Linked DNA regions of Homo sapiens: region 1 is linked to region 2. A link is a loop called in an ENCODE intact Hi-C map of the cell type or tissue named here. Cell type or tissue: mucosa of descending colon. All regions are shown on one strand. Each heading gives the region's core, and the rest is flanking DNA. Links, peaks and the distances in the headings are about the cores only. Region 1 overlaps VAPA (VAMP associated protein A). Region 2 overlaps RAB31 (RAB31, member RAS oncogene family).

Region 1 (5,385 bases), core at 239-5,238, 160 kb before region 2:
CTTTGCAGCATATCTATCTGCCCTGTCCAGACATCCACTTAATTTTTGATGCACATCAAACTAAGCTGAAGACACCAATATAGTCACTCCTGAACATCTCAGTATGCATATCAACTTTAGTATTTGTTTTCTGTTAAGAGAATAAAATTTTAATATGGGATAAGCAGTAGTATATCACACAGAGCATTTCAGAAAACAGAAAACACTTCTAAAATGTAACTTAAGAATAAACAGACAATGCACATGAACATTAATTTATGAACTCTGTGACCCCCATTTAGGCTAGTTACTCAGAGGTGTGTTTAGGAGACAATTCTCCATGGGCCTCTAGCATTTCTGCACATCTTGCAAGAAGTAGTCCTGGGGGTTTTTACCCAGGCTATCTTTTCAAGAATGTATTAAATAGTGAACTGTCTTAGAAGACAACACCTCCCTTCTGAGGAGAGGGGCAGGTTTGTTCACTGACCAATATAATCAAGATAAGGTCTTCTACTGGAACAAAGGTCAGGTAGGTTTCTGTGCAGCCCACTATGAAAGATTCCGGTTCTCTAAGCTCAGGGTTTCTAGTTATGATGCAAACTCACTATGTGAGTAGCATCTACCCGAACACCTCTGTCACCTCCATGGAACTTGAGGAGGGCAAGGAAAACAACACAAATATAAAGCCCATTCCACTTGCAGTGCCATGAACAATGATGTCCACTGTCTAACTCAGGAAATCTCATGTCTTCTACCAACATCTACAAAACTGCAGCAGGCTAAATTTTCAGTCCCTTCACAGTTCTTGACAAGGTCTTTGTAAATTCTTAGCTATGCAGTGCAGACTAATGAGGAAGGCTGGGTGCTCTGCTCAAATACACAAACAATGTAGCCACAGCAATGCAGGTGATGACTACCTTCAATGTTTCTAACAGGTTTTAGCTAATTAAGTTGTATCACTGATTAAACTGTTTCCCAGTTACACAAGGGTTATGCTGCTGAGTATCTGTGGCATCATGTTAAGGTAATCATATATACAAAACATATATTAATACTATATAGTACACAGAATATCTACTAACGGAACAGCTAGCGTTTATTGGGCACTCATGTATCAATAACTTTGTATGAACTATGTTATTTAACCCTCACAAGTCCATGAAGTAGATACTTTCATTACATTTTAATATACCAAGTTTACAAATGATTCAACTTAGAAGGTAAACAGTAGTCCAAGGTCATATAACTCAAAGCAATGAAAGTGGGAAGTCAAACCAGGTCTGACTCTAGGGCCTGAACTCTCATAAATTTTGTACGTATAACCAAACGGTATTTATTTTCTAATTCATAAGTATTCCAGGTAGACTTCTGCCACAATAAAGCATGAAAGTGCAGTCAAATTAGCAATATATGAAAAAGATTTTTAAATTGATATTGTATTTCTCTTGGTCACACAGGTCAACACTGAACACTTCCTGAAATAAGTATCAAGCACTCAAAAAATATTTTACATTTTTACATCCAAGAAAGCCCTAAAACATTCTTATTACAAATTTTTTAAATGATGTCACTTGAATTTACCCTTACTGTATGTTTTTTTCAAACACATTTAAATATCAGACTTGATGTAAGCTCCATGAATAGGTCTTTGTTTCGTTAGCTGCTGTATCCCCAGCAACTAACACAATGCCTGGTGTAGTAGGTACTGAAGAAATATTTTTGTATAAATATTTTTGTACAAATAGAGTAATACTTTCTGGGAAAAAAAATGAGTCTTAGTTCTATTTTTAAAAACTTAGTCATTGAAGCACTAAAACATATCTCTTCATAAGATTTCACTAACATCATAAAAGTATGGATCCTGAGATTAATGGAAAAGCAAGACTGCACTATTTTATTTAAGCCTCTAAGGGCTTTAATTACTGAAATTGCCTCACTGTCCATATTATACAATCATATTATACAATTATACAAACATATTATACAATCATATTATACAATCAGTTTATCCATACTATACAATCAACAGTTTCAGAATGTATCATGAAAACTCTCCAAAATCCACTTAATATGGTCATGTAATCATTTTTTATAAACCAGTATTCCCATTCTGGGAGCCTAAAATTACAGTATGAAAAAGTTACCAACCGGAAGGGACCATGTCTTTTACTTCTTTTACACCATTTTCATACAGTGTAGTATTGTTCTGGTCGTATAAATACTCATCCATCACCTTTACATAAACACGTACCTAAATAAAAAATGAAAACACTTCTTTCCATTCTTTTGGCAGCCTTCTGGGGCAAGGGAGATGCTCATTTTTGTTACTGATGTTATACTATGACTTTAAAAAAAAAAAAAGCATAATGTAGTATGTTCAATCTGAGGCTTAACAGCTAAAACCATTACCTAGCTGATGGACCTTGGGTAAATCACTTCCCCTCTCTATCCCAGTCTAACCTGCTTCATTTTAGAATTTGTAGGCAAAATGATCTCTAAGGCTTCTCTCATGTCATGTGACATTGTGATTAACTTTACTTACCACCTTAAAGAACGTCTTCTACCCGGTGGTAAAGATGGGAGATAATTCAATCTTAAACCCATCACAGCTTTATTGACATTTCATCTTAAAAAACTACCTTAAACGTTTTAGGAGTGCTTTTTAAGGTATTCTGATGCATACACTGCTCAGTCTGACCTAAACAATCCTGGTGACATAATCTTGAAAACAAGGCAGAGAAAATAAACAATAGTCTTAACACAGAAGTGGAACACTTTGATTTGCAACATTTCATACCAATTTTATGTCCCTCCACTCTAAACTTCCAAAGAACAATAAGATGTACACATACGTAAATTATTTGTAAAAGAACAATGTTAGTGTTCAAGAATGAACGTGAAATTAGTGCATGCTACTTACTAATAATTTAACATCTTGATTAAAATAGAAACGAGCGGTCCACATCTAAAGTTTAAGTTTTTGGATTCTAGACAGGTAGGATGTAAAGAAATAGAAAAGAAGGTACATTTTCAGAGAACCTGAAACAAACTTTTTTTTTTATTATTTAGATCTAAAGTTTTTGCTAGGGGAAAATATAACATGAAAAAATGATCACAATAATCTTAACTAAAAACATACAAAATACAAATATATAATTATACACAGCATAGCTATAAAAAGTTTATCAAAATGTTAACAGAGGTTATTTTGTGAGATTGAGTAATTTTTATTGGCTTTATAATATCTCCCATCCAAGTACTAACCAGACCCTGCTAGCTTCCGAGATCAGACGAGATGGGGCGCGTTCAGGGTGGTATGGCCATAGACAGCTTTATAATATCTATACTTTTTCCATTTTCTAATTTAGCACTGATTTTATATAACAAGGGACTTTTAAACATGTACCCATAGTAGCTTAATTTGCTTATAAATCCTCTTACTTGTAAAATCCTGGAAGAAAAAACTGAAAAAATTCAGAACCACAGATTTTTTGGGGATCTGTTGTTAGTGAGGTTTTTCTCAGTGGGAACAGTACTCAGAAAACAAGACCAAGAGATTCTGGCCCTACAGGCTTTAAAAAGTAAAATTTTTTCACAGGAAAAACTAAACAGGAAACACTGTATGATTTAAAGGCACCCTATGTCTTTAAAGTATGACAGTCACTCCATGTCATATTATTCAAGAATTAAAATTATATACATATTCATATACACTTCACACATATACACACATACATGAAACATACAGCTACAAAAGAGCTGTCAAAACATAGGCCCATGAGAAATTTGTCAAGTTATACTATAAACATACGTTTAAAAGTCCTCTCATAGCAACAATTCTTTTTTAATTAACATCCCTACTTTTTAACGGTAATTCAATCTAATCATTTCCTTAAAATGCTAAAAGTTTAAAAGTCCTCTCATAGCAACAATTCTTTTTTAATTAACATCCCTACTTTTTAACGGTAATTCAATCTAATCATTTCCTTAAAAAGCTAAAAGATACGTAACTAAACTTCTCACTCCTTTAAATCTGAATTTTCAGAACAGTATCAAACATTAGTGATAACTAGTTATAAAGAACATCCAAACACCAGAGAAAAGCAGCTAAGCATGCTATGGTATATTAATGATGCATAAGTCAGCAAAAATGATACGGAGGTTTCTTTTATAAGCATTGAAGACACTAGTTTAGACTTTTTATAAAGTGAAATATGTGTTACAGAATAACAATTACAAAGTGAAATATGTATAACAGATTACAGAATTTATTTTTTATAAAGTGAAATGTTAAAGAATAATGTGTTACAAATATGGCTTCAGAAAATATCAAATTCAATCTCATTTAAGCAAAGAATATTTTATTATTAAAAAAACCCATACTGAAGAGTTCATCATAAAGATGTAAGCAATTCAATGGCACAGGAAATGAAGTATAACTGGCATCACAGGAAGAGGCTGTATTCAAGAGAAACTAATTCCTGGGATCAAAAGACCTCTCTGCCTACGTTTCTCTGCCTTTTTTCTCTCAATTAGTTGCTTCTGCTTGCCACTGGTCCAAATTAGCCACTGTTTTGTCTCCCAGTCCATATGACCTTGAAGGTCTGAAACCTATAACCATCTATTTATAGTTGTGTTTCAAGGTGAGCCATCAAAATTTTGACTGGTCAGTCACCAGCATATATATTGGCTGGCCTTGAATCTAGATTATAAACAGCCTCTTCCTGTGAGACCAGGTATACCTGATTTCCTATGCCATTGAGATTGCTCATTAATAAACTCTTAAGTGTGATTTTGTTCTTTGTAATAGACTAAATATTAGAGGATATCAAAGAATTACTGTTAATGTTATTACGTGTTAACAGTATCATGATTATGCAAAGAAAATGTCCTTTTTTGGTTATAAATGCAAACTCAAGTATCTAGGGATGAAATGTTATGCTATCATTCAGGATTTGTTTTAAAAATACTGAGGCAGGCCAGGTATGGTAGCTCATGCCTGTAATTCCAGCACTTTGGGAGGCTGAGGCAGGAGGATCGCTTGAGGCCAGGAGTTCAAGATCTGGCTGGGCAAAATAGCAAGACTGTCTCTACAAAAAATAAAACATATAATAATTAGCTGGGCACAGTGGCATGCACCTGTAGTCCTAGTTACTCAGAAGGATCGCTTGGGCCCTGGAGTTCAAGGCTGCAGTGAGCTATAACAGCACCACTGCACTTCAGTCTGGTGTCAGAGTGAGACCGCTGCAAAAAAATACAAACATGGAGGCAAACAAAAATATATAAATAAACACGTATGATTATAGTAAAATGTCAATTATTAAATTTATATTTAAATTTAATTTACTAAATTAACGCATACTGAGGTTCATATTATAAGGTGCTCATGTTTGAAAGTTTTCAAAC
Region 2 (5,385 bases), core at 96-5,095:
AGAACAGAGGCCCCAGAAATAATGCCATACATCTACAAACATCTGATCTTTGAAAAACCTTTGAAAAACAAGCAATGGGGAAAGGATTCCCTATTTAATAAATGGTGTTGGGAAAACTGGCTAGCCATATCCAGAAAACTGAAACTGGACCCCTTCCTTACACCTTATACAAAAGTTAACTCAAGATGGATTAAAGATTTAAACCTAAGACCTAAAACCCCAAAACCCTAGAAGAAACCTAGGCAATACCATTCAGGACATAGGCATGGGCAAAGACTTCATGACTAAAATACCAAAAGCGATGGCAACAAAAGCCAAAGTTGACAAATGAGAGCTAATTAAACTAAAGAGCTTCTGCACAGCAAAAGAAACTATCATCAGAGTGAACAGGCAACTTACAGAATGGGAGAAAAATTTTGCAATCTATCCATCTGACAAAGGGCTAATATCCAGAATCTACAAAGAACTTAAACAAACGTACAAGAAAAAAAAACCCCATCAAAAAGTGGGCAAAGGATATGAACAGACACTTCTCAAAAAAAGACATTTTTGTGGCCAAAAAACATATGGAAAAAAGTTCATTGTCACTGGTCATTAGAGAAATGCAAATCAAAACCACAATGAAATGCCATCTCACACCAGTTAGAATGGTGATCATTAAAAAGTCAGGAAACAACAGATGCTGAAGAGGATGTGGAGAAATAGGAATGCTTTTACACTGTTGGTGGGAGTGTAAGTTCAAACATTGTGGAAGACAGTGTGGCAATTCCTCAAGGATCTAGAGCCAGAAATACCATTTGATCCAGCAATCCCATGACTGGTTATATACACAAAGGATTATAAATCATTCTACTATAAAGACACATGCACACGTATGTTTATTGCAGCACTGTTCACAATAGCAAAGACTTGCCCATCAATGATAGACTTGATAAAGAAAATGTGGCACATGTACATCATGGAATACTATGAAGCCATAAAAAAGGATGAGTTCATGTCCTTTGCAGGGACACGGATGAAGCTGGAAACCATCATTCTCAGCAAACTAACACAGGAACAGAAAACCAAACACTGTATGTTCTCACTCATAAATGGGAGTTGAACAATGAGAACACATGGACACATGGAGGGGAGCATCACACACTGGGGCCTGTCAGGGGGCAGGGGGCTAGGGGAGGGATAGCATTAGGAGAAATACCTAATGTAGATGACGGATTGATGGGTGCAGCAAACCACCATGGCACGTGTATTCCTATGTAACAAATCTGCACGTTCTGCACATGTGTCCCAGAACTTAAAGTGTAATAATAATAATAAAAATAATAATTTTAAAAAAGAATGATACCTCCCAGGCAAATAGATCGCGACTACTTAATCCTGCTCTCATGGCAGACATCAGTAATCAATTCAAGACACATTATCTTATTGAACGTGAAAAGGGCCTTAAAATCTTTTCGACCCAGCCCTGCAGGGAATAATTGTGACTCGATCAAAGTGGGCACTGAGAAGAAAAGGCTGTCCTCTCTGGTCTCTCTTCACGACATCCACCATACTCCTACTGACTCCTTTACTACAAACTCACTAAGCACTGCTCCGCAGACTTTCAGAAATCTTCAGGTGGTGAGGTGTTTGAGTAAACTGGTAAGGGATATACATTGCTGATAACATTATAAATCAACATGATTCTTATGGACAGGAAATAACACTAACAAGACCCATCAACTCAGGGATTCCATTCCTCAGAATGTAGTTAAATAAGAAAAAAAACTAAGCACAAAAATTATGGCATACATGATAGTCTTTCAAACCTTGAGTGCATTCTTCTCAGAATGTTCAGAAAGAGAGAGAATATGATTTGCCTATAATGTACACTACAAAACTGACTCTGTGCATGACATCCCATTGGGGATCACTGATAATTCCAGCATCTCCTTCTGGTCTTGGAATCAGAGATAATCTGTATGAGAAGGATTTTTGCATTTATTTTTTGTATTCAGTCATCCATTTAGTTGAATGTTTAGACTTTAAGGCTTACATACTTCTTTTTGTTTGTTTTGGTTTGGGGTTTTGTTTGTTTGTTTTGAGACAAGATCTCACTCTGTCACCCAGGCTGGATTACAGTGGCACAACATCGGCTCACTGCAACCTACTCCTTCCAGGCTCAAGAAATCCTCCTGTCTCACCCTCCCAAGTAGCTAAGACTACAGGTGCACACCACCATGCTAGGCTAATTTTTTATTTTTATTTTGGTAGAGATGAGGTCTCACTATATTGCCCAGGCTGGTCTCAAACTCCTGGCCTCAAGCGATCCCCACCTCAGCCTCCCAAAGTGCTGAGATTACCGGTGTGAGCCATGCGCCCAGCCACATGCTTCTAAAACGTCTTCAGCATCTTCAGCATTGACAAGGAGTTAAGTTAGGGAATTCAGGAGGCCTGTACAGGGCAGCAGACCTTGTGGGCATAAAGAAATAACATAAAGAGAGAAACAGGCAGAAGTCTGCATGGTTAACAGTTTGGACTGTTCTGACTCCAAAGGTGACCAAAAGAAGTAAAGGTCCCATCAGGCACCTGGGACACCAGCATACACACCCCACCCGCCCGCCTCAGCCCACCCCGCCTGCCAGGCAGGTCCTTGTGTGGAGATGCCTGCAAGCGAAGGCAGTGCATAGTAATGAGGGCAGTGCCACGCTTGCCTGGCTCACCCACTCCGGGGGCAGATGGAGCTCGCAGATGCAGAGATGAGGTCACGCAGGAAGGCGCCTCCACATCTTGGAGCAGGAGGGTGCCTCAGCCCTGTCTGGAAAGAGTGAGAGCCCAGCTCCCGGGCCCTGGCCTTAGCAATCCAGGCCAGGGTTACTGGATGGCTACTCCTCCCCTTTCTACAGCCCCAAAACCAGGGTCAACTCAGAGCAGAAGACAAACGGGCTCAGGAAGCTCAATCCAGGAAGCACTGCACCTTCCCTTTTCGATTTCAAAGAAACCCCACAGAAATATGGCACAAATTCCATATTAACCCACAAAGCACTTTTTTGAAGCTTTGCCTAAGGGGAAGAGAATATACTCCTCCCACCCACTCTCCCCCACCCCCTACACCCGGCCCCCTACACTAGGTTTGTTACAAAGCAATCAACAGAAAACCCCAATCCTATATACCCAACAAGAGTCTCGGGTCCCCAAAGTGAAGTATTCTATCAGTTGGCTGGACCAAAGACTGGAGGTTAAAACAACGAACATCACTCCTCAAACTACCAGTGAACTCCCGGGAGAGCTCCAGTTCCTTCCTCACTTGAGTCTGTGTCTAGGCCTCCCTTTGTGTCAAAGAGATCGGAAGTACTTTGCACCTGGATCCCATTCCAGGGCTTATCAGATTACAGACTTACTGGGCCTGTTTGCTCTGGGCCCTAAATACTATGTTGGTGGTATGAAATAATTCCTCTGTACCTCAAGCACTTTTCACCAGAGGGACAATTATGCACTGAAGAGAAAAAGGTCTGATTTTTACACAGTAACCACTACCAAAAATAAGGTGCCATAAAAGCAGAAAACATTATCAAACTCAAGTCCATCCTGTGCTGTTGTTATTACCACCCATTCTATAAGATTCCTTTTGGGGTAGAGAGAGCAGATCTCACTCAAGCAGAGTAAATCTCAGTCTTCACACTCTGTTCTAGGAAAAACTGAGCTAGCAATGCAAGAAAATGCAACTCCAGGCCTGTTACTGTAGTGAGAAAACCATAACACAAAATTATTTGTGGAAAACACAGTATCAATAAAAAGCTCTGGGCAGCCGGGTGTGGTGGCTCGCACCTGTAATTCCCAGCACTTTGGGAGACCAAGGGGGTCAGATCATTTGAGGCCAGGAGTTCAAGACCAGCCTGGCCAACATGGCAAAACCCTGTCTCTACTAAAAATACAAAAATCAGACAGGCGTGGTGGCGAGAGCCTGTAATTCCAGCTACATGGGAGGCTGAGGCAAGAGAATTGCTTGAGCCCAGGAGGCGTAGGTTGCCGTGAGCCAAGATCGGCATTGCACTCCAGCCTGGGTAATGGAGCGAGACTCTGTCTCCAAAAAAAAAAGAAAGAAAGAAAGAAAGAAAAAGGTGGGTTCTGCACTGGGTCTGAGTCACTAGACTTCATTTTATCTATCTACCTCATGAGGGAAAATATTCCTTACAGAAGTAAATTTAAACTAATACATGGCATAAGTGAACTCAAGCATTTAGATTAATGCCCCGTGGACATTAATGAGCATAGCTTGGAAATGTCCACAGTTCCCTCCATGAAAGAATCAGAAGCCCACATACAGAGAATAAGGTGCCACATTTAAGATACAAAAAAATGGCCAGGAGAGATGTAAAACATCCTACCAGAGAATACGAAAAAATAAGCGGAAAGGAAGGGCATGGAAGCCACAAAAACAAGATGATTCGATGGTGCAAATGGGAGCCCGTGTACCCATGTTCACACACTTATCTCACTTGGTCCTCACAGCAGCCCTTTGTCAAGGGGAGGAGAGATGGCTTCATCCTCAATTCCCGCATAAGGAAAACATGGATTCTCCCAGTGGGCCTGTAACTAGTAAGGGCAGAGTCAAGACTCAGATTTCCCATTCCCCATATCCAGTGCACTGTTCACCAGCCAAACCATCTCTCCAGGAGGCACGCACAAATGCATGCACGAATTCATCCACTGATTCACCGTACGTGCAGTCAGCAGTATGCAAGGACAGGGGATAAAAAGATTATGTCCTGATTCCTGCAGTGAGGACACTTACAAATGAGACTTAAACTTTACAAAGGAATCAAAGGCAGGAGGTTAGGGTGACAGTGACCGAACTAATTGTACAGGCAATCCCCACTCCATCAACTGGATTGCTGATGGCTGAGTTCCAAGTGAGCATTTGTTGGCTACGCATGTGAAACTAAAATATGCGTTTTTCCATTGAACTGATGCTGTAAATAAAGAATGATTATTTCCTAAGCTTGCTGCTGAGCTACAGCACTCTACAGTGGACACCCACATTCACTGACAACATTGTTTCCATAGGAAAACTTACTCTAATTTCATATCAGATTTCAACCAGTGTGACCCCAACTCCAGGCCTTTAGTAGAAGCAGAAGCTCCAGGACTGTAAGAGCTTTGGTGAACAAAAGGCCTAGTGGATTTGGACTCTCATAAAACTGCCATCAGTGTAAATCTTCCACAGGAGCAAAGATGAGCAAAATAATAATATTGATGATGAGAAAAGCTGACATTTACTAACAATATAAAAAGTTCTAGGCACCAAGCTAAGCACTTCCTATGGAAAAGTATCAGCTATTATCTGATCTAACAATATTAGATATTGTTTCTGCTCCATTAAGTCTCTTCTATCCTACTGGAACT

Evidence for each region. Peaks named below come from ENCODE experiments on the same cell type or tissue, not always from the same donor. Only the 100,000 strongest peaks of a DNase experiment are listed, where the experiment ranks them.
Region 1: it touches region 2 in a loop (3.0-fold over the local background); 4 of 110 quality-filtered maps call a loop at or near these places.

What each region holds. Positions count from the first base shown.
Region 1 is chr18:9,921,841-9,927,225 of GRCh38, reverse strand. All of the region lies in intron 1 of VAPA (VAMP associated protein A), which reads right to left. It also overlaps the pseudogene RNA5SP450. Among named protein-coding and RNA genes, the nearest start is that of VAPA, 11 kb to the right of the region's middle. RefSeq lists a silencer at 420-714. In mucosa of descending colon, for the core only: no CTCF peak of the experiment used is centred there; no DNase peak of the experiment used is centred there.
Region 2 is chr18:9,763,654-9,769,038 of GRCh38, reverse strand. The region is part of intron 1 of RAB31 (RAB31, member RAS oncogene family); the gene reads right to left. Among named protein-coding and RNA genes, the nearest start is that of RAB31, 58 kb to the right of the region's middle. In mucosa of descending colon, for the core only: no CTCF peak of the experiment used is centred there; a DNase peak (open chromatin) is centred at 2,694.